Regions from separate parts of the Homo sapiens genome. Here region 1 is linked to region 2. The links are chromatin loops, found by intact Hi-C in ENCODE. Cell type or tissue: K562. All regions are shown on one strand. Each heading gives the region's core, and the rest is flanking DNA. Links, peaks and the distances in the headings are about the cores only.

Region 1 (10,672 bases), core at 1,510-9,509, 160 kb before region 2:
TAGCTTAACTACTCTGAAAGACTGCAATAAGATCATATGAGTTACAGTATATGAAAGCATCGCAGACATGGTACACATCATGCAGATGGGATGCTTTCTATTTTTCTTCTTTTTTTTTTTTTTTTTTTTGAGATGGAGTCTTGCCCTTTCACCAGGCTGGAGTGCAGTGGCATGATCTCAGCTCACTGCAAACTCTGCCTCCTAGATTCAAGCTATTCTCATGCCTCAGCCTCCCAAGTAGCTGGGATTACAGGCACGCACCACCATGCCCAGCTAATTTTTGTGTTTTTAGTAGAGACGGGGTTTCGCCATGTTGGCCAGGCTGGTCTCAATTTCCTGACCTCGAGATCTTCCCGCCTCGGTCTCCCAAAGTGCTGGGATTACAGGCATGAGCCACTGCACCGGCCAGGGATGCTTTCTATTTTTCTCAAAATCCAAGGTGAGCTACTCATCCCCTCAAATGTTGCTCCTGGTAACCACAGGTTTGTGTGAATGAGAAGACCTTAATGGATGGAGACTGGCTGGAAATGCCATGTTCTGGACTGGTGTCTTCACAGGAAGCAGACAATCCTGACCTTACTTTTTTTTTTTTTTTTTTTTTTTTCAGATAGAGTCTTGCTCTGTCACCCAGGCTGGAGTGCAATGGCACGATCTCAGCTCACTGCAACCTCTGCCTCATCAGTTCAAGCAATTCTCCTGCCTCAGCCTCCCGAGTAGCTGGGATTGCAGGCACCCACCAGGACACCCAGCTAATTGTTGTATTTTCAGTAGAGATGGGGTTTCGCCATGTTGGCCAGGCTGGTCTTGAACTCATGACCTCAGGTGATCCACTTGCCTCAGTCTCCCAAAGTGCTGGGATTATAGGCATGAGCCAGTGTGCCGGGCCCTGACCTCACTTTTATCTTCATTCTGTAAAAAGTTTATCACTGGGGTCTAATGGGCAAATAGCAGCAGCTTCTAAAGCAACATTTTTTAAAGTGTGGTCTGAGAACCACAAGCATCAGAATCACTTGGGGGATCTGTTTTAAAATGCTGGGCATGGTGGCTCATGCCTGGAATCCCAGCACTTTGGGAAGCAGAGGCAGGTGGATCGCTTGAGCGCAGGAGTTCGAGATCAGCCTGGGTGACATGGTAAAACTTTGTTTCTACAAAACATACAAAAATTAGCCAGGCGTGGTGGCTCAAACCTGTAGTCCCAGGTACTTGGGAGGCTGAAGCTGGAGAATCTCTTGAGCCTGGGAAGTGGAGCCTGCAGTGAGATCGTGCCACTGCACTCCAGCCTGGGTGACAGAGTGAGATCCTGTCTCAAAAATAAAATAAAATAAAACAAAAATGCAGATTTCTGGGTTTTATCCCAGAGCTTCCAAAATCAGACCATCTTGGGGGTGGGGCCAAGAGAATCTACATTTTAGCAAGCTCCTCAAGTGATTCTTGTATATACAAAAGTGAAGTCTTTTCCAAGAGTCACTCGGAGGCTTTCTGACCTGCTGACCAGAAGGCAGCCCTGGAAGATCAAGCTTCTTTCCTACCTATCTTAAATCATCTTGTTCTTCTTAGCAGAGCCAGGGTGAGGAAGGCTGCTGCAGTGTCTAATGCACTCTGAAAATATATATCTTGGCTCTGCCCCAAATGCCTTGATATTTATGCTGCAGCCGGAGGGTCGTTATCCTTTGGCAATGCTCATTTGTAAGGCCATTAGCTCTTAATTAGTGCCGGCTTGTTGAGTTGTACTTCCCAGTTGAACTGCTAGCAGAAGCTGCTCTTTTGGGGCCTCTTGTGTCTCTCCTCTGGCAAGCCCATGAAGCATTGACCCGTGCCTGCTGAGGCCAAGAGTTGGGCCCCTGGAATGGCCGCTGCCCAATGTGAAACAGTCCTAGTCCCCAAATGCTAGGTTCTGGGACTCTGGAAGAACAGAGAAAGGCTCAGAATATACATCTTCAGGATTTTGTTGTTTTGTTTCACTGATAGAAAACAAAAAAGTGAGTCCTTGGTTATACAACCTCAACAGTTTTACAAGCAAATTCAAGTATCAGAAAAGTAAAGTTCGGCCGGGCGTGGTGGCTCATGCCTGTAATCTCAGCACTTTGGGAGGCCAAGGCAGGCAGATCATCTGAGGTCAGGAGTTCAAGATCGGCCTGGCCAACATGGTGAAACCCCATCTCTACTAAAAATACAAAAATTAACCGGGCGTGGTGGCACACGCCTGTAAACCCAGCTACTAGGGAGGCTGAGGCACAAGAATTGCTTGAGCTTGAGAGGCAGAGGTTGCAGTGAGTCAAGATTTACACCAGTGCACTCCAGCCTGGGCGACACAGTGAGACCCTGCCACAAAAAAAAAAAAAAAAAAAAAAAAAGGAAAAGAAAAGAAAAGTGTATTAACTTAGAGCTTCATAGGCCAAGTTACCCTCAGTTTTCAGTCTAGGGTGTCTGGGAAATTCTTGGACAAGGATATAGCAAACTAGTGGGCTTGCTACCTGTAAAAATGGCTAGGAGACTCACCTCTGGGAACCCCAAGAAACTTTTCTTCATGGTCACCACTTCTAAGTGGGAAAAACAGTCGTATTAGTCTTGGCATGCATCTCACTGCTGGGTAGGAGCTCTTCAAAAAGATCCCCAGATTAAGCTTTGGAAAAATAACTAGAAGCATTTCGCTCCTTCCTATCACCAAATCCCTTGTGGTCTTCGGCATATTCTGCTCAAGAAAATCTGAGAAGCACTTTTATGAGATGCTATTAATGGCCTCTAATTTTCAGCATGGTTTAGATAACTCAAGACTGCTGGCCGTGTCCTGAGAAGTGGATCCAGAACACACATTGATGTGGGAATTTAAAGTATAATTCCAAATTGTAGGTAATTGTTTAAGCTCTGAGGAGGCTGGAGGGCCTATATTAAGTCATCTCCCCAGGATCAGTGTGTTTCCTATTACACTCAATATCTATCTGTCCAGGGATCCTTTTGATTTTGAAGCCGTTAGACCAAATCTTTGTGTAATTCTTTACTCCCTTCTCTCCTGCCTACCTCCCTCCTTTTTCTTTAAGAAAACACTTTTTAAAAACTTTATCCAGGTCCCTTGGTTTGTTTCCAGTAGAATAATGTCATGTTAAAGAATCTGAAAAGTTAACTTCCCATCTAAAACCAACAGATCAGTGGAGCTCTGTCTGTCAGAAGTTCAGTCTTGCCCTAAGGGCATCCTCTGCCCAGCAAGACACTGAGATTTTCCTTGACCTCCTCCATCCCTCTTGCTCTTCTGTCTAGACTAGGAACAAAATCTTATTTCTAAAATAGAGATTCAGGCAAAGGTATGGAAGAAAGTCAGGGTGAATATCTTCTCAAGCAGCAGAGGAAGAACTAGTCAAAACCTTTAGCTATGTTTCCTTTTTTAGAGCCCCAGTTAGAAAAAGATAAGTCTATCACTCCCTCATCTTTGGGAAAAGCAATCCTTCCTACTCACTTTTTAACCCAGTTTGGAGGAATCTTCTAGATGTTTTTGTTTTGTTTTGTTTTGTTTTGTTTTGAGACAGAGTCTGGCTCTGTCACCCAGGCTGCAGTGCAGTGGCACAATCTCGGCTCACTGCAACCTCGGCCTCCCGGGTTCACGCCATTCTCCTGCCTCAGCCTCCCGAGTAGCTGGGACTACAGGCGCCCGCCACTACGCCTGGCTAATTTTTTGTATTTTTAGTAGAGACGGGGTTTCACCATGTTAGCCAGGATGGTCTCGATCTCCTGACCTCGTGATCTGCCCACCTCGGCCTCCCAAAGTGCTGGGATTACAGGCATGAGCCACCACGCCCTGCCAGATGGTTTTTTGTTGTTGTCATTTGTTTGTTTGTTTGTTTTGAGACGGAGTCTCACTCTGTCATCCAGGCTGGAGCACAGTAATGCGATCTTGGCTCACTGCAACCTCTGCCTCCCAGGTTCAAGCAATTCTCCTGCCTCAGCCTCCTGAGTAGCTGGGATTACAGGTGCCTGTCACCATGCCCAGCTGATTTTTGTATTTTCCGTAGTGACAGGGTTTCACCATGTTGGCCAAGCTGGTCTCAAACTCCTGACCTCAAATGATCCACCTACCTCAGCTTCCCAAAGTGCTGGGATTACAGGCATGAACCACTGCACCTAGCCCCTTCTAGATGCTTTAAAAGTCTATCTGAGAGACTTTAAAGTTGTCAGTTTTGCTTCTAGCTAGAGCTAGGGAAATCCCCAAGATGCCCAGTCACTGTGCCCAGGACCTGGGGACTCAGGTTTTGCTGTGTCCTCCCCACTCTCCTACGTCAAGAAAAGGCATGAACCAAACCAAGTAGCTTATCTCTGAGTGCAGGGGTAGGCAAATTACAGCCCACAGGCCAAATCCCACCAGTTGCTGTTTTTATGTGGCCCAAAAGCTAAGAATGGTCTTTATGTTATTAAATGACCGACCAAATTCAAAATAAGAATAGTATTTTGTAACATGTGAAAATTATATGAAATTCAAACTTCTGGGTTCATAAATAAAGTTTTATTGGTTCACAGCCACACTATTTGTTTACATATGGTCTATGGCTGATTTTGCACTACAAAGGCAGAGATGAGTAGCCACGACAGACCACATATGGCCTGTGAAGCCTAAAATATTTACTACCTGGCCCTTTACAGAAAACACTTGCCTACAACCCCCTGTGCTAGGGCACTGGTATGTGTTCTGATCATTGAAGAGACAGGGAATTGACCATTCAATGACTATTTATTTGCCATTGCTCTCTGAGAGTGAACATTGCCCATCCCACTATAGAGGTATATTTCATTTTTTCTGCCCTGGGGATTCAAACGAGGGTCCACTCCTCACCTGATGTAGCTGATGCTTTCATAGACCAGCAGGGGGCTCTCTGCAGAGGTTTAAAATTCACGGAGAGAGAGCCGGTGCTAGAGGGCAAAAGCAAGTCTCAGGGGAGCAGCACTGACCTGTCAGTCCCCTAACTGAGCTCCAGGACTTTTTTTTTTTTTTTCCTGAGGCCAAAGGAGAAGGGAGCTTCAGGCAGAAATCCAAAGGGCTCCTTTGTCCGCAGTCTTTGTGAAAGCAACTTTGGTGACCTTGAAGCAAAGCACAACAGAAAGTAGAGGAGATGGTCCACTTGCCCGGCATGGTTCTGGTGCACCGTGGTCTCTAGGGGCTACACCCAGGGTGGGCAGCTTCAACTGTGTTGGAGGCAGCCCCTGCAGTGGGGCATGGGGGCACACACTGGCAGGTGGTCTTGAGTAGCTTTGTGAGCAATGCATGCTGATGAGGGGCTCAAGAGGCAAGGCAGGGGTGGATGGATGTCCTTGCAGGCCCTATAGCGTTATTTGTAAGCACATATGATCCAACCCTCAGAATCCCCTCCTGCCAATAAATGAGACACTCACCAGGCTGCATATCATGGTACTAAGGTATGGAAAAGCACATGGAAAATGCAGGTTTTCAAATAGCTAAGTGGTAGCTGAGCCAGACTACCTGCGGTCCAATTCTGACCTCATTTATTTATTAGCTGTGTGTCCTTGGTCACATCCTTTTACCTCTTTGTGTCTCAGTTTCCTCATCTGTAAAATCGGCCTAATAATGGTATCCACCTCACAGGGCTGTGTTGAGGGTTAAATGAAGCAATGCAAGTAAAAGGCTTAGAATAGTGTAAGCACTGTGTCGATGTGTAGTACTGTAAGCATTATGTGTATGCGCATAGTGTAAGCACTATGAGAGTATTTCCAACTGTACCCACAGCCTCAAGAGACTTGGGAAAGAACAGGAATGCAATAATACATCCCACAGTCTCTGCTCTCAGGAGCTAACCTTAGGCTATGGGACACAGACATGGATGTCATAAAGGTGAAATAGTCCATAGAAACATACAGGAGGAGCAGCTACTGGGGAGGGGCCTCCTTCACAGAGGAAGGGTAATTCCATCTAGGTATGAAATATGAGTAGAAGGTCTACAGATGAAAGCAGGGAGAAACACATTTTAGGTGGAGGGAACAGCATAGACGAAGGCATGGGAACTTGAATGTGTATTTGTATTGGGCACAGTGAGTAATTCTGAGTAGAAGAGTAGATGGGGCAGGGGATGGGGGTGGCAGGAGATGGGCCTGGAAATCTGGGTCGTCATCAACAGTTGTGGCCAAATGACAGAAAGATCGAGATTGCATTGCTTTTGGCCTGGTGCTCCACTGAACTTTGATGCTGGCCTCATTTTGCCTCCTAGAAGGAAAAATGAGTAAGCACCATCAATAATTATCATCTCCAGGGCTAATATAAGAACATACCCATCCAAGAGGGACCACTTCATTCATTCAATCAACAAACATCTAGCTTGTGATACCAAAAGACAAATGCAATTGGTCAAATATACAGGAAAAATATGGACTGGGCAAGCCATGGCTGTGAAGAACCTGTGGCTACACAGCCAAAGGAAAGCAAAAAAAAGGAAGAGAAAGGAGAGTGACCGATGGGGTGCTACAGGCCGTCTGGGAGAGCAGAGAAGCCAGTCAGCCAGCATGGAGAGAGATCAGGAGGATCAGAAGGGTGAAACAGGTTTGAAAAAAGTGGGAGAAAAAAAGAGGGAAACAGAAGGGTAAACCATGGGAATGCGATGAAAATGTGTTTGTGAAAAATTGAGGTGCAATGTCTGTGGACGTTTTGTTGGTTTGGTGGTGGGAAAAGAATTGTAACTATGTGTGGTAGGCAAATACCTCGTACAGTAAAATACCTTGTGAGAATGAATGTGCGGGCATGAGAGAAATCAAGCACAGTCTATCAGCAATGGTCCTGCCCTTGGGAGAAAGGCCAAGTATATATTCAAGGCAATTGTTGCCAGAGTCTGCAAGCCCCTGGGGCATATCCGAAGTCTGAGCCAGACGGGTTATGTGTATCTCAACCTGGAACAGGCAGCTTTTTATCAGACTTTTCTGTCCAAAGTAGGGAGGCGCTGCTGCACTCCTCCACGCTGAGCCCAGCCCTGGAGGTAGCTGGGCAGGCTGAGTTTCTACTCTGGGGCCCACAAAGAGGTGGCTCCAGCTTCAGGCCCAACCCAGGGCAGTGCTCACATTGGGCTTGCCGCGCCATTGGCTCCTGAGGCCCAAGGTGCGCCAAGGGCAGTCCAATACCCTTTAGGGTGTGGTTTCCTCATGCCCCAGGCAGCAAGGAGTGTAGCAACGAGACACTGGCTCAAATCGGGAACCATTATCCATATGTAAAGCCCTCAGAGATAAATCTGATGGGAACGATGATCAGATTAAAATGTTGAGTTCTGTCATCATGAGCCTGCTAGTCACTTGGCCTCAGCACCGAGTCCTCCCTCTTCAAGTCCTCCAAGATGAGACAGTGGAGTTCAACTGCCTGAATGGCCATCCTGACATCCCCATGGGGCAGGCTTGGGTCAGCAGGGCCACAGCTCACTGCCTCACCCACCCAACCGCCACAGCCTCTTCCCATCTCAGTGTCCTGCTCCAGTTCCAAATCCTTAGGAGAATACTTTCCATGGTCCCTGGGATTGTGACACCCTCATCGTCACACATTTGCCAAGCGAGCCTTCCAGGACTGGCCCAGGAAAGCCAGTTCCTTTGTTCCTTGCGCTGCCAGCTCATTTGACAGGCTTGGATCTGACCTGGCTGTTGCAGCATCACCTATCCCCCTCTTCTGCCCCCAAGTCCCTGTCCCTCCCCTACTCCCCGCTTCTGTTCCCCTGCCCTGAAGGCTGCCAGTTTATTCCTTTTGGAGATGAACTCATTGTTGACTTTAACTCACTTCGATGTTTCCCAGGGAAGCATTCTGGCGGGAGGCCCACCGCAGCTCCTTGAAGAAGACAGCCAGGCGAGGGCCAAGACTGGGTGCCAGGGGCCTTGGAACTGCCAAAATGCCTCCCATTTTATGGACAGGCCTGGCTCACCCTGAAGACATTCCAAGTATTTAATCAGCAGTCCATGGTACATATTGGGTTGCAGAGGGAGCCCTCAGAAGCTGGACTTTTAGGAGACAAAACTCAGCCAGAGGAAGGAGCTGGCCTTCTACATGGACCAGGCTGATGCTCAACAGATGGAAAAAGTGCATCCCAATAACAAGGATCAATAACCGAAGGCTGACAGCTGCAGAGACCTGGCCTGAGAGGCCCCTAAGGACTCAGTTCTGCCTCTTTCCCACACCAGACTGAGTCCAGCCAGGAATCCATCTCACCCACCTCCCTGCACCAAGCTCCGGGAGAGCGAACAAGCGAGGGAGGAACCATTTTTCACATACTTTCTCTTTCAAAATGTAGCCCTGTTTCGCAATTTCCTACTTAAGTTCTGGAAGGCTCTAGGGCAGAACCCAAGACACCTTCTCTAGCCACTGGCCTGGGTCTCTCGTCACCAAGAACCTGGTAGGCTAGCGGTGACGGAGAAAGGAAGGGGCCCAGATTTACGAACTCTCCCACTGTCCCCATCCATGCCAGCTCACCCAAGGGTCTATTTAGTGCAGGTCACTCTCTCTCTGTCTTTTTGTAGAGACAGGGTCTCAGTATGTTGCCCAGACTGGTCTTGAACTCCTGGCCTCAAGCTGTCCTCCTGCCTCAGCCTCCCAAAGTGCTGGGATTAGAGGCATGAGCCGCCACGCCCGGCCTCACATTCTTGATGCTAAAGGAGCTTCAACCAAGCCTCCAGCCAAAACCTGTTTATTGTTCCCCGTGTGTTGGCTTTCTCTTGGGAGAGCCAGAAGGTGCGCCACACCAAAGCAGGTGCACCCAACCCTGGTATGCTCACGTCTCAGCAACCCCTGAGGACCTAATCTTCAGATCTTCTCTACTCCCCTATAACTAGGCTTTTGTTCTGGCTCACTTTTACTGGCAGTACTAGACAGTATTCCAGACCTTTTGCAATGAATCCATTTAGTCCTTAAAAATGAAACCTGTTCCCTCTGATTGTTTTCCTCCCACCTTATCACTGTTCACTTGGGTTTCCACCTGTTGCCCATTTAAATCTGGTCTGGACCACAGCTGGAGAAGTGAGACGCGAAAAGCCAGCACCTGGGTTGCTGGCCCTGCATCAGGGACTTGTAATAGAGCCCAAGAAGCTGACCCTTTTCCTAAATTCCCTCTCAGTCCTCCTACACCAAACCAAACAAACCAGAAAGAAAAAAATCCCCACTTAAGTAAACAAATCCGGAAAACACAACCCCATCACCCAAAATATTGAAATGGAAAACAAATCTACACTCTGGAGATTTGATCTGAAACATACCAGAGCTGGAACTGTGTACGGTGGCCAGAAATGTGTTAGTCTGGGCAAATCTGTGGCCCCGTAGAGGAAAAAGCTAACATTTTCCAAATAACAATGTGGGCACGTAACAACTACATACAATCATGTGCTGTTGTTGCCTAAACCTGGGAATAGGGTTAGGCAGCTCCATATCTTGACATAGATTCCCTCTCTCCAGCACTCAGTCATCCTAAAAAGCACAAGGTGTGATGTCTGGACCAACTCTGGGCTGCTCTCAGCCCTTATGGTCTCTGCCTCAGGTGGGCTGCTTCTAGGGTTGTGAGCAGGTTTTGAAACACACACCCCTCTCCAGCTAAAGACAGGACAGAGTGAGACAGGAGTAGGTCCAGGTGGGGCTAATTGTTTTTTAGGAATGTACTGGGATCGCATCTGAAAGCACCCAGTGTATCAGTATCAGATGATCTTGCCAGTAATTCTGCAGATGTAGAAGCTCAAGTGTGGGGTGTACATCAGTGGATTCAGGACTTCCTGAAACCCATACTGTGTTCCTTATCTTAGCTGCCTAGGGCCTCAAGAGCAGCTTTAGGTGGCTCAAAGATGCGATGCAGAGAAGCGGGATGGCTCAGAGCATCACAGAGTTGATGGCAGGAGATACAGGAGGATCCAGCTCATTCTTTGATGTTGCTAAGATTCTGGATTTCTGCTTTGATGTTGGTGTAGAGGAAAGCTTATGACAGTGCTTCTCAAATTGTTAAATATCTGCACAAATTTACTAAGGGATCTTCTTACAAGGCAGAATCAGATTCTTTAGGTCTGGGTAAGGCCAGAGATTCTGTATTTTTAGCAGCTTCCAGATGAGGCCAAGATCGCTGGTCCATGGCCACACTTTGAGGAGCAAGAGCCTAAGGGTCAGGGACAAATCAGAGACAAAGACAGCCAAGACATACTGGGACTGAGGATTGATGCCCCAAAGTGAGAAACAGAAGGACAAAGAGAATCAATGGTGCACAAAAATAGAGTCAGAGGCTGAAGTGGGAACAGAGAAGGTCAGGGTGACAAAAAGAGGGACCGAGAAGACAGAGTTAGAGACGCAGAGAGGGGCAAAGGCAGAGGGAACACAGAGATGGAAGATGGATGGCACAGAGAGACTTGCAAAAACACAGCCAGGGTCAAGGAGAGGAGACAAGGTAAAGAGTGAGTGAAGAGGGGCTGGAGCTGGCTGTGGGCGGTCTGTGACTGGCAGTGAAGATCACAGGTGTAGACGGGACAAGACCTGCAGGTGCACAGACATGAAATCCCCCACCTTCCTCACCTCCCAGGCTTCCCGCACCTGCATCACTCTCTCCTTGCTCTTGCAGAGCCATCCCTCCCCATGGAACCTTCCACTACTGATTTCCCCTTCTCTTGCCTGTGTACTCAACTGCTTTCTCTTAAGTGCACCCCTCCCAGAAGGTTTTAAATACCATCAAGTCTTTCCCAT
Region 2 (10,188 bases), core at 1-8,000:
AAAGCCACTTTCACTGGTCTAGAGTCAAGGTGTCAGCAGGACTGTTTTCTTTTGGAGGCTCTGAGGGGAGAACTCATGTCCTTACCATCTTCAGCGTCTGGTGGCCGCCTGTAGTCCCTAGCTTGTGGTCCCCTCCTCCATCTTCAAATCACATCACTTTAATCTCTGCCTCAGTCATCACACTGCCTCCTCCTCTGACTCTGGCTCCTCCTGCACCCCTCATACAAGGACCATTGTGATTATTGGGCCCATCCAGATAATCTAAAACAACCTCTCCATCTCAAAAGATCACTAATCACATATGCAAAGTCCTTTTTGTCAATTAAGCTAACATTCACGGTTCTAGGGATTAGGACATTGACATATTGGGGGTGGGGGTCATCATTCAGCCTTCTACAGGGTCCATGGCAAATACTCTAAGGTTGGCTCTCAGATTGGGGGTGGGAGTCAGTGACTCTCCCCAGCCTTCTTAGGTTCCCAAAATTATAGCTAAGAGTCAATTAGAGAGAGAGAGAGAGAGAAAGTGAGTAGTGAATGTATCAGGGGATTCCTGTATATACCCCCCAATCCACTCCTACTCAGGGGCTTTTCTGAGGTCGGTGGTCCCCAGGCATGAAGACTTGAACATTTTTAGACTGACTCCCGGGCCTCTGAGAAAACAATGTGGAGAGATACTGCTAACAACTGGAGAAATAAAATCTCTCTTCTCCTCAGCCAGCCCTTTTCCCAGGGGCTGTCACTTCCACTGCTTTTGAAAGAATGTCTGGGGTTCTTTTATGTATACATCTATGACCCTTCCTACCAGAGAAGCTTGAAGTCCCTTTATTCCCCCAGGAGGCATCGGATCAGCAGCCTGCAACCTCTCAGCATGGATCACAGAAAATGGTTTGGACAGCAGAGTCCGCAGACCAGAGACAGGAGGTCAGGACACCCCGGAGTCTTGGGAGATTACCCTCTGGAGCTTAAACCAGGGGGTGGGCCACCAAGGTGAGGGCCTCTCCAGAGGCGTCAGCGACTGTGGGCAGGACCGCCGACGGCTTTCCGAGATCCGCGCAACTGACAGCACATCGGAATCGCGAACTGGAAGGCATCAGCCATCCAGGGCCCAGACCAACCCCGCGGTCAACGCCTCAGATTCCAGCTCCTCCGGATTCTGCACCTAGATATGACGCCTCTGGATTCAACTGAGCGTATAGCTCCCCTAAATGCACAATCAGAGGCAAGACGCGGGCTCCAGTATCGCCGACAGCCTCAAACCCGGCAACGCGGAGCGCGCCCGGCAGACTACGCTCAGAATTCAGCACTGCGGACAGTTCCATGATCAGCACGTCGGGCAGCGCCCGGATCCAGCCCCCTCGACCAGCATTCCACCTTCTGTTGGCCACACTGTGGTCTCCTAGCCCCTGTAGTCCGGGCTCCATCCCGTCTCCCCATATTCCGAGCTCACCTCCGCATCTCCCTGTCTCCACTCTTCATCTCCCCGCCCCCGCACCTCCCACCTCCAATCACTCAGCTTGTCCGTCTCACCGGCCGCTGGACCGCCGCCTCTGGCTCCCGCGGTTCCTGGCCTCTTTCTTTCCCAACCTCCCGGGTCTCCAGCCCCCAAGCTCCTCAGCGCCCCTCTCTTCGCTACTGCTTGATCACATTTTTCTCTGTCTCTCCAGTTCTTTGCTGCCTGCTTGCTTCAAGCCCCAATACAGACTCTAGTCTCTCCAATGACTCCTTCCCCCAGAACCCCCATCGCCAGCCCCCTATCTTTTGGTATGCCACGCTCCGAGCAGAGCTCACCAGTCTTCTCACCTTCCTCGGCGGTCCCAGGCCGCCAGGGTCCCAAAAGCAGCGCGAGACAGAGCTGCATCCGGCAGAGGAAGAGGCGCAGCGGGTGTGGACCGGCGCAGGTCTCCATGGTCCGCAGACCGAGCTGTCAGTCCGGCGGCGGCTCAAGCCGCGCCAGCCTAGCACCGCTGAGCAATGCCCCCAGACCCCAGAGCCAGCGGGGGGCGGAGTCTCACCGCTCACCATCATCCATGGGAACCAATCACTAGGCACCGCCGCGGGATGCCAACCAATCCCCGCCAGCAGAGGGTGGGAAGGTGGAGTTTCATAGGCCAGGGGCGGAACACCCAACTGGTGGGGAAAGGAAGGGGTCCTGCAGATCTCCAAACCGTGGGGGGTGGGGCAGCTGTGGGAGCTGGCAGGGCTTCTGCGAGAGGGGAATGAGCTGGCATCGGTGGCCCAGAGCGCTAAACCTTAGCTCCTCATTCCTGAGAAGTAGGCAGGCAAGGTGGGCTTGGCTTAAGGAGGGGCGACCCTCGGGGAGGCAGCAACACTTGCAGCCTCTGAGCTAGTCTGAAAGCTCCCTTGTTCCCAGGACTTGCGGGGTTTTGAAGCTTTATGTCCTGACCCCAAGCTCTGGGGAGCTCTCCTGTCTCCCTGCCCTAGGTCTGTTCCTGTGTCTGAGGCTCCCGGTGTCTCCTAGCTCATCCCCCCCTTTCTCTTCCCGCCCTCATCACACACACACACACACACACACACACACACACACACACACACACACAGCGGCAGGAAGGAGGGGCCGAACGATCCCGGGAGCTGCTCGGGAAAGGAGAGCAAAGTGAGGGACGGGGTCCTGCCCTACCAACGCGCTTCCGAGGCTGGGAAACCATGTGGACGCTGGGATGGGGGCGGTGGCGGTTTTGCATGAACGATCGGTTCCTCAGGTTCTTGCTCCTGCTGTCAAGATACAAGCAGCACACCTCACAACCACCCATGCCCTCAGTCTGCTCAGAGTCGGGGGTTCCCCTCTTTGATCACCCCACTCCGCCCACCCCAGGGGACTGGTGAACAGCACAGAGGCCAGGAATCGGAGACATCTGCGAGAGAGGCGGAGCAATCCTGGCAGAGTTCAGCCGGCGCTGAAGAAGCCGCAAGAAAACGTGGAACAAGACCTCTGTCTAGTGAAGGTCATTTATGTGCAAGCTGAGGGTTTAACACTTTGGTGGTGGGAAGGGTTGGGGCCCTCCAGGACGAGGGAGGCGGCTACTGAGCGCCACCATCTGGGCTGAACTTGAGGGGAGAAAGCTCCACCCACCTCGTGGCTTTTCCGAGCTCTTTTCTTGGGGGACCCACCCCCTCTCTATTTGGAAGCGAATATAGCCTGAGAAACCTCGAGAGTGAGTGTGAGTCCTGTGACTACTTGGCCCCTGCGGTCTGAGTGTCTGTGCTTTTGCATATATGTATCCCTCACCCCTCTACCCAGCCCTCACTGGGCGCCATGCTCTGTGCTGCGGATGCCCTGGTGAACCACGCTGTCTCTGCCAGAGTCCATACCTCTTTGAACGCCGAGTGTAAGGAGGATTCCTGGCATCGTAGATCACTGGCCATTTACAACCCGCTTTCATGTGCCATTTCTGCGTGTGTGCTTGTGTATATGTGCGAGTAAATGCACACGTGCCCACTCAGACATACTTGCTGGACAGTAGCAATAGGAGGAGTAGGTGGGAGGAATTGGTCTTCTTTACCTGCAGAAAGAAAGGTCATCAGGAGAGGCTGTGGCTTGGACACCACAGGAGACAAGCCCCCTGAGGAAGCAGAAGGAGGTGTGGCATCCCTCCAGTCCTTGGATGCAGGCGGGACTTCTAAAACCAGACCTACCTGAGGAAGGGTTCTCACACTGCCACCTCCTTTCCATCTTCATTCTCCTCACGCTCGATTTCTCCCCTCCCCCTGCCTCCACCTCTGGGAGATGGTATTTTTAGAAGCTGCTTAGAGACCCAGGACTCCTTTCATTTCAAAATGAGTCCTCACTCCACCACCCCTCACTCCTCTTTAAAACCGGGTTCCATCCCCTTAGCAGGCTCTAAGGCACCAATCATGGCTTCTTACTGAAGCTCCAGGGACTTCAGCCCAGAGGTTCTGACCCTCGGTGCTAAAACAAAATACAGACTTCCTCTGAACCTGACAAGGATCTTTCAGAAACCAAACAGATGGGGGAAATTATCTGGGGAAATCTACATAGGATGCTCTGGCAAATACCTGACTGTTGGAGTCTGGTTTCTACCCTCTTCCACCACACACACCTTCACGCATCTGGGGGAAATTTCCAGACAGAGACCCTAGGAATAGGGGGAAAGAAGAGGAAAAAAAAGGAGTGAAATAATCCTTCCCTTTCTTCCTCTGAGCAATTCATTTACAATAAAACCAGAATGGAGAAGCCCCAGTGAATGCAGATATATGCAAATCAGCTGGATGTTAATAAGAGTTGCTCTAAGGCGGACCCCACTCTACCAGGAAGCCGCAGAACTGAAAGCTCAGTAAAGAAATTCCGGAGGGCCTTAGAAGGAAACCAACCCATTGTTTATCTCGACCTTTAAGTGCTGGGGGCCAGTTAACTAATGGAAGGGGTTAGGTTCCTCCCAGGAATAGCAATGGGGACTAGTGAAATTGGGGGTGGGGACAGAGAAGGGGTATCTGTCTATGGCATTCAACCCTCAGCCCTCAGCAGCTTTGGGCTGCTTTCTGTCTATGGTGCTGAATCCAACAGAGTCTGGACATTCAGTTAGACCTCGGACTTCTCTGCTGCCATGTTCTGATCCTTGGCAGGATCATAAAGAGTAAGTAGTTTTGCTTCATAATCTTAAAGATTTTCTCTGCTTAATTTTCAAAATTAGTAAATTAAATGCTTTATATTTCCTTTACCTAAGAAAATACAGTGGTTGCATCTGCTCCTCCGGCCTATAACCAAAATCCATCAATTCATGTCTTCAGGAGATAAGCACCCTTCACTCCCTTGCAGAAGGGTGGAGGGGCCTGGAACCCACCCAGAAACATCTTGTTTTCTCTTTTGCTCCTCTCAGAACTCTACTGAAGCAGGCTGGAAGGGATACTCCTCTCTACTTCTACCTCACTATCTTCTAGGATCATGGGGAGGACACTTGATGAGGCCGAGCAACTTAATTAAACACCCAAAATAATAAAAAGTGACCTTCCAGGGAGCAGATTTAATGTTACCACAACCTCCATCTCCAAGTTACTGAAAGTTACAAATCTAGGTGCTGAAGATTTGACCTCTTCCTTTTGCACAGATACAGAAAGTATGTTGAGCCTGACTGGACAGAGAAGGTTATCTCCTCCATAAAGAAGTTTAAGTTTGTGTCAGAGGAATCAGGGTCAAGTCCCACTCTCAGGAAGAAGGATGGGGAGAGGCAAAGAGCAGTGAGAGCTTTATTGTTCAAAGGGTCATCTTTTTTTTTTTTTTGAGACAGTGTCTCACTCTGTTGCCCAGGCTGGAGTGCAGTGGCCTGATTTCAGTCCACTGCAACCTCTGCTTCCCAGGTTCAAGCGATTCTCCTGCCTCAGCCTCCCAAGTAGCTGGGACTACAAGTGCACACCACCACAGCTGGCTAATTTTGTATTTTTAGTCGAGATGGGGTTTCGCCATGTTGGCCAGGCTGGTCTCAAACTCCTGACCTCAAGTGATCCACCCACCTCAGCCTCCCAAAGTGCTGGGATTATAGGCATGAGCCACCATGCCTGGCCTAAACTGTATTTTCTTAGATAAAGGAAGCACAAAGCATTTAATTTACTAATTTTGAAAATTCAGCAGAGAAAACCTTTAAGATTATGAAACACAACCACTTACCCTTTATGAGCCTCCACTTCTTTCTTTGTAAAATAGGAACAAAAACAGTTTTCAGAGTTATTGTGAGGTCAGAATATAATTTTTACATGTGACCCAGCTCTGTGCTTGGCACATAGCTCTGGTATATATTATTTTTCAACTCCATGGTTAATTAAGGTAAACAACAACAACAACAAACAAACAAACAAAAAACAGAAGAAAAAAGGAAAAGAAGTCTGGGCACGGTGGCTTACACCTGTAACCACAGCACTTTGGGAGGCTGAGGCGAATGGATTACCTGAGGTCAGGAGTTCGAGACCAGTCTGGCCAACATGGTGAAACTCCATCTCTACTAAAAGTACAAAATAGCTGGACATAGTGGTGTGCACCTGTAGTCCCAGCTACTCAGGAGGCTGAGGCAGGAGAATTGCTTGAACTCGGGAGGCAGAGGTTGCAGTGAGCCGAAATTATGCCATTGCACTCCAGCCAGAGCAAAAAAGAGAGAAATTCCGTCAAATAAAAAAAAAAAAGATAAAGGAAGATTAAGTGGTGAAGTAGGAAGAGAGAAAGATATATATAATTAGAGAGAGAGAGTCATAGAGGAAAAGACAGAATGAGGGATAAAGAAAGAGACAGCTGATTGAGATGAATGTGGCTAGGAAGCACAGGAGTCTGAAAGAAATGTGCTTGAAGAGACAGGAGTGTCATCAGGGCAGGCTGGCTGGCCAGCTGACAAGTGGCATCAGAGGTGACTTTTACCTTGGTAAATTCATCATGGTCCAGGCTTATGAACTTGACTTTAACAGCATTAAGAGAGAACCTATCTATTGGGGAATGGAAAGTAGATCCTACTAACCCAGCTCCTATCCTGCTATCTGAGCCAGAGAAGCAATGTATTAATTTATGATGAGAAATAGAACTGCCAAGGGGACCAGAATGCTCACAATGCCATGTCCAGCACATTCTTTCCCCGTAGGAAAATATGCACAGGAAGCCAATTTATGATGTGAAGACAGCTTTGAGAGTGGGACGGGAGGGAGGTGAATGGTTTAAATATTTGATGGCATCAGGCTCGGATAGCTTTGTGCCTCCAAATCCCCAGAAGGAATAAACCTGCTACTGGCACCTGAGTAACTGTGTAGGGGCCAGGACTGGGATGGAATATACAAATATGTGCTTCTCTGACTCTCTCTCTCTCTCTCTCTCTCTCTCCCTAATACATATATACATACACACACACATACACACACACACACACACACACACACACACATATATATATATATACACATACATATATTTATGTATGTATTAGAGACAAGCACTCTGTTGCCCAGGCTGGAGTGCAGTGGTGCAATCATAGCTCACTGCAGCCTCAACCTCCTGGGTTCAAGCAATCCTCCAACCTCCTGGGTAGCTAGGACTACAGGCACACACCACCATGCTCATAATTCTTTTTATTTTTTCTTTTGTAGAGACAGGGTATCACTATGTTCCCCAGGCTGGTCTCAAAGTCTGGCCTAAAGTGATCCTCCTGCCTCGACCTCCCAAAGCATTGGGATTACAGGTGTGGACCACCATATCCAGCCTTCTGACTCTATATTTTTGTTCTAGCTCTACTTCTGAGCAGCCCATTTTTAGATTGAAGTTCTTTTAAATTTAAATCACCAAAGTAATATAAACTAATGAAAATTGTATAAGTAAAAATATCCATCCTTTCCACTCCAGATAGTCCCCCTCCCAAATTTAAATTCTGCTAAAGATTGATATGTACAATTCCTGATATTTTCTACCCACACACACAACTTTACAGAAAATTAATACATCTATTAGTGTCATAAACACTGTTGATTATTTACCCAATAGCTTTCCCCTTTCATATTTTATATTGCTGGCAGAGTCCCAGTTTTATTTGGATGTTCTTCTACTGTAGTTGTTTGCTAGTGAAAGATGATCCTCTCCCCAAGTTCAGGGATAAGTAAAGATTGCTGTTTGGTAATCATTCCCATCCCATTCCATGTAGTGTGTGATTACAACCCTGGCCTTCTGAATTAGAAATTATAGAAAAGATTTTCACTCCTAATAAACAGAGATGGATGACAGGCAGCATTCCACTTCTTCTCTGGATGTCATGTCTGCATTTGACACCTGGAGCTGCTGCAGCCATTATTACAACATCATGAAGGGGGATATCTCCACATTGGCAGTTAAGATTTTTCAGTCGTGTTTAACAGGAAACCAAATAAAACTGGCTTAAACAAAAATGAGATTGTATTGGTTGATATAATTGGATAGGAGTAGATCTGTATAGAACAGTAAGATTTTGCATTGGAATTCTGGTAGAGTGCAAAATCACCAAACCTGGATACTCTAAAAAAGAATGCAATTGAAATCCTAGAACTGAAAAATATAATAATTGAATTTAACATAGTAGATGGAGCTGATAGCAGGTTAGACACAGCTAATTCTAGGATTAATGATGTGAAATATAGTTTCAGCATAAAATATCTAGTATCAGAAGAGAGAAAAGAATTGAAAATAGGCATGGGCAAGGACTTCATGTCTAAAACACAAAAAGCAATGGCAACAAAAGCCAAAATTGACAAATAGGATCTAATTAAACTAAAGAGCTTCTGCACAGCAAAAGAAACTACCATCAGAGTGAACAGGCAACCTACAGAATGGGAGAAAATTTTTGCAATCTGCTCATCTGACAAAGGGCTAATATCCAGAATCTACAATGAACTCAAACAAATCTACAAGAAAAAAACAAACAACCCCATCAACAAGTGGGCAAAGGATATGAACAGACACTTCTCAAAAGAAGACATTTATGCAGCCAAAAGACAGATGAAAAAGTGCTCATCATCACTGGCCATCAGAGAAATGCAAATCAAAACCACAATAAGATACCATCTCACACCAGTTAGAATGGCAATCATTAAAAAGTCAGGAAACAACAGGTGCTGGAAAGGATGTGGAGAAATAGGAACACTTTTACACTGTTGGTGGGACTGTAAACTAGTTCAACCCTTGTGGAAGTCAGTGTGGCCATTCTTCAGGGATCTAGAACTAGAAATACCATTTGACCCAGCAATCCCATTACTGGGTATATACCCAAAGGATTATAAATCATGCTGCTATAAAGACACATGCACATATATGTTTATTGTGGCACTATTCACAATAGCAAAGACTTGGAACCAAGCCAAATGTCCAACAATGATAGACTGGATTAAGAAAATGTGGCACATATACACCATGGAATACTATGCAGCCATAAAAAATGATGAGTTCATGTCCTTTGTAGGGACATGGATGAAGCTGGAAACCATCATTCTCAGCAAACTATCACAAGGACAAAAAACCAAACACTGCATATTCTCACTTATAGGTGGGAATTGAACAATGAGAACACATGGACACAGGAAGGGCAGGCAACATCACACACCGGGACCTGTTGTGGGGTGGGGGGAGGGGGGAGGGATAGCATTAGGAGATATACCTAATGTTAAATGATGAGTTAATGGGTGCAGCACACCAACATGGCACATGTATACATATGTAACTAACCTGCACGTTGCGCACATGTACCCTAAAACTTAAAGTATAATAAAAAATATATATATAGGTAAGAGAGAAAGAGACATATGGGACATGGCAAAAAGGCCTAAATACATGGAATTAGAGTCCTAGAAAGAGGAAACAGGAAAGAAGTACTATTTGAAAAGAGAGTAGTTGAAAATTTTCCAAAATTGATGAAAGATATCAAGACACATACTCAAGAAGCACTATCAATCCCAAGCAGGATAAATGCAAAGAAAACTACACTTTTTTTTTTTGAGACAGCGTCTCACTCTGTCACCCACGCTGGAGTGCAGTGGTGTCATGTCGGCTCACTGCAACCCTCTGCCTCCCGGGTTCGAGCAATCCTCCTGCCTCAGCCTCCCGAGTAGCTGAGGCACGTGCCACCATGCCCAGCTAATTTTTGTATTTTTATTAGAGACAGGGTTTTGCCATGTTGGCCAGGCTTGTCTCAAACTCCCTACCTCAAGTGATCTGCCCACCTCGGCCTCCCAAAGTGCTGAGATTATAAGCATGAGCCACCACAGTTGGCCGAAAACTGTATTTAAGCATTTCATAATAAAACTGCTGAAAACCAAAGACAAAGAAAAAATATTAAAAGCAATTAGAGAGGGAGAGACACATTACCTTCAAAGGAACAACATTAAGACTGACAATGGTGGAGTGTGGTGGCTCATGCCTGTAATACCAGCACTTTGGGAGGCCGAGGCAGGCGGATCACCTGAGGTCAGGAGTTCAAGACCAGCCTGGCCAACATGGTGAAACCCCATCTCTACTAAAAATACAAAAATTAACCAGGCATGGTGGCACGCTCCCATAGTCCCAGCTACTGGGGAGGCTGAGGCAGGAGGATTGCTTGAACCTGGGAAGTGGAGGTTGCAGTGAGCCAAGATTGCACCACTGCACTCCAGCTTGGGCGATAGAGTGAGACTCTGTCTCAAAACAAACAAACAAACAAAACACACACACACACACGTACACAC

The links. A loop is a pair of places that touch in the nucleus more often than their neighbours do. Peaks named below come from ENCODE experiments on the same cell type or tissue, not always from the same donor. Only the 100,000 strongest peaks of a DNase experiment are listed, where the experiment ranks them.
Region 1: it touches region 2 in a loop (2.5-fold over the local background); 2 of 110 quality-filtered maps call a loop at or near these places.

Annotation. Positions count from the first base shown.
Region 1 is chr1:37,598,462-37,609,133 of GRCh38, forward strand. No RefSeq gene overlaps it. Among named protein-coding and RNA genes, the nearest start is that of GNL2, 7.9 kb to the left of the region's middle. RefSeq lists an enhancer at 4,767-5,061. In K562, for the core only: CTCF peaks have their summits at 4,853 (motif pointing right) and 6,921; DNase peaks (open chromatin) are centred at 4,850 and 6,970; H3K27me3 peaks cover 5,681 bases.
Region 2 is chr1:37,763,161-37,773,348 of GRCh38, forward strand. It overlaps EPHA10 (EPH receptor A10), which reads right to left and starts at 1,960. Exons shown (of 17, transcript NM_001099439.2): 1 at 1,801-1,960. The coding sequence starts at 1,906. LOC105378650 (a long non-coding RNA gene) reads right to left here and starts at 4,156. Exons shown (of 3, transcript XR_947192.2): 1 at 4,036-4,156; 2 at 3,331-3,521; 3 at 2,569-2,733. In K562, for the core only: a CTCF peak has its summit at 3,057 (motif pointing left); DNase peaks (open chromatin) are centred at 1,341, 2,061 and 3,051; H3K27me3 peaks cover 2,851 bases.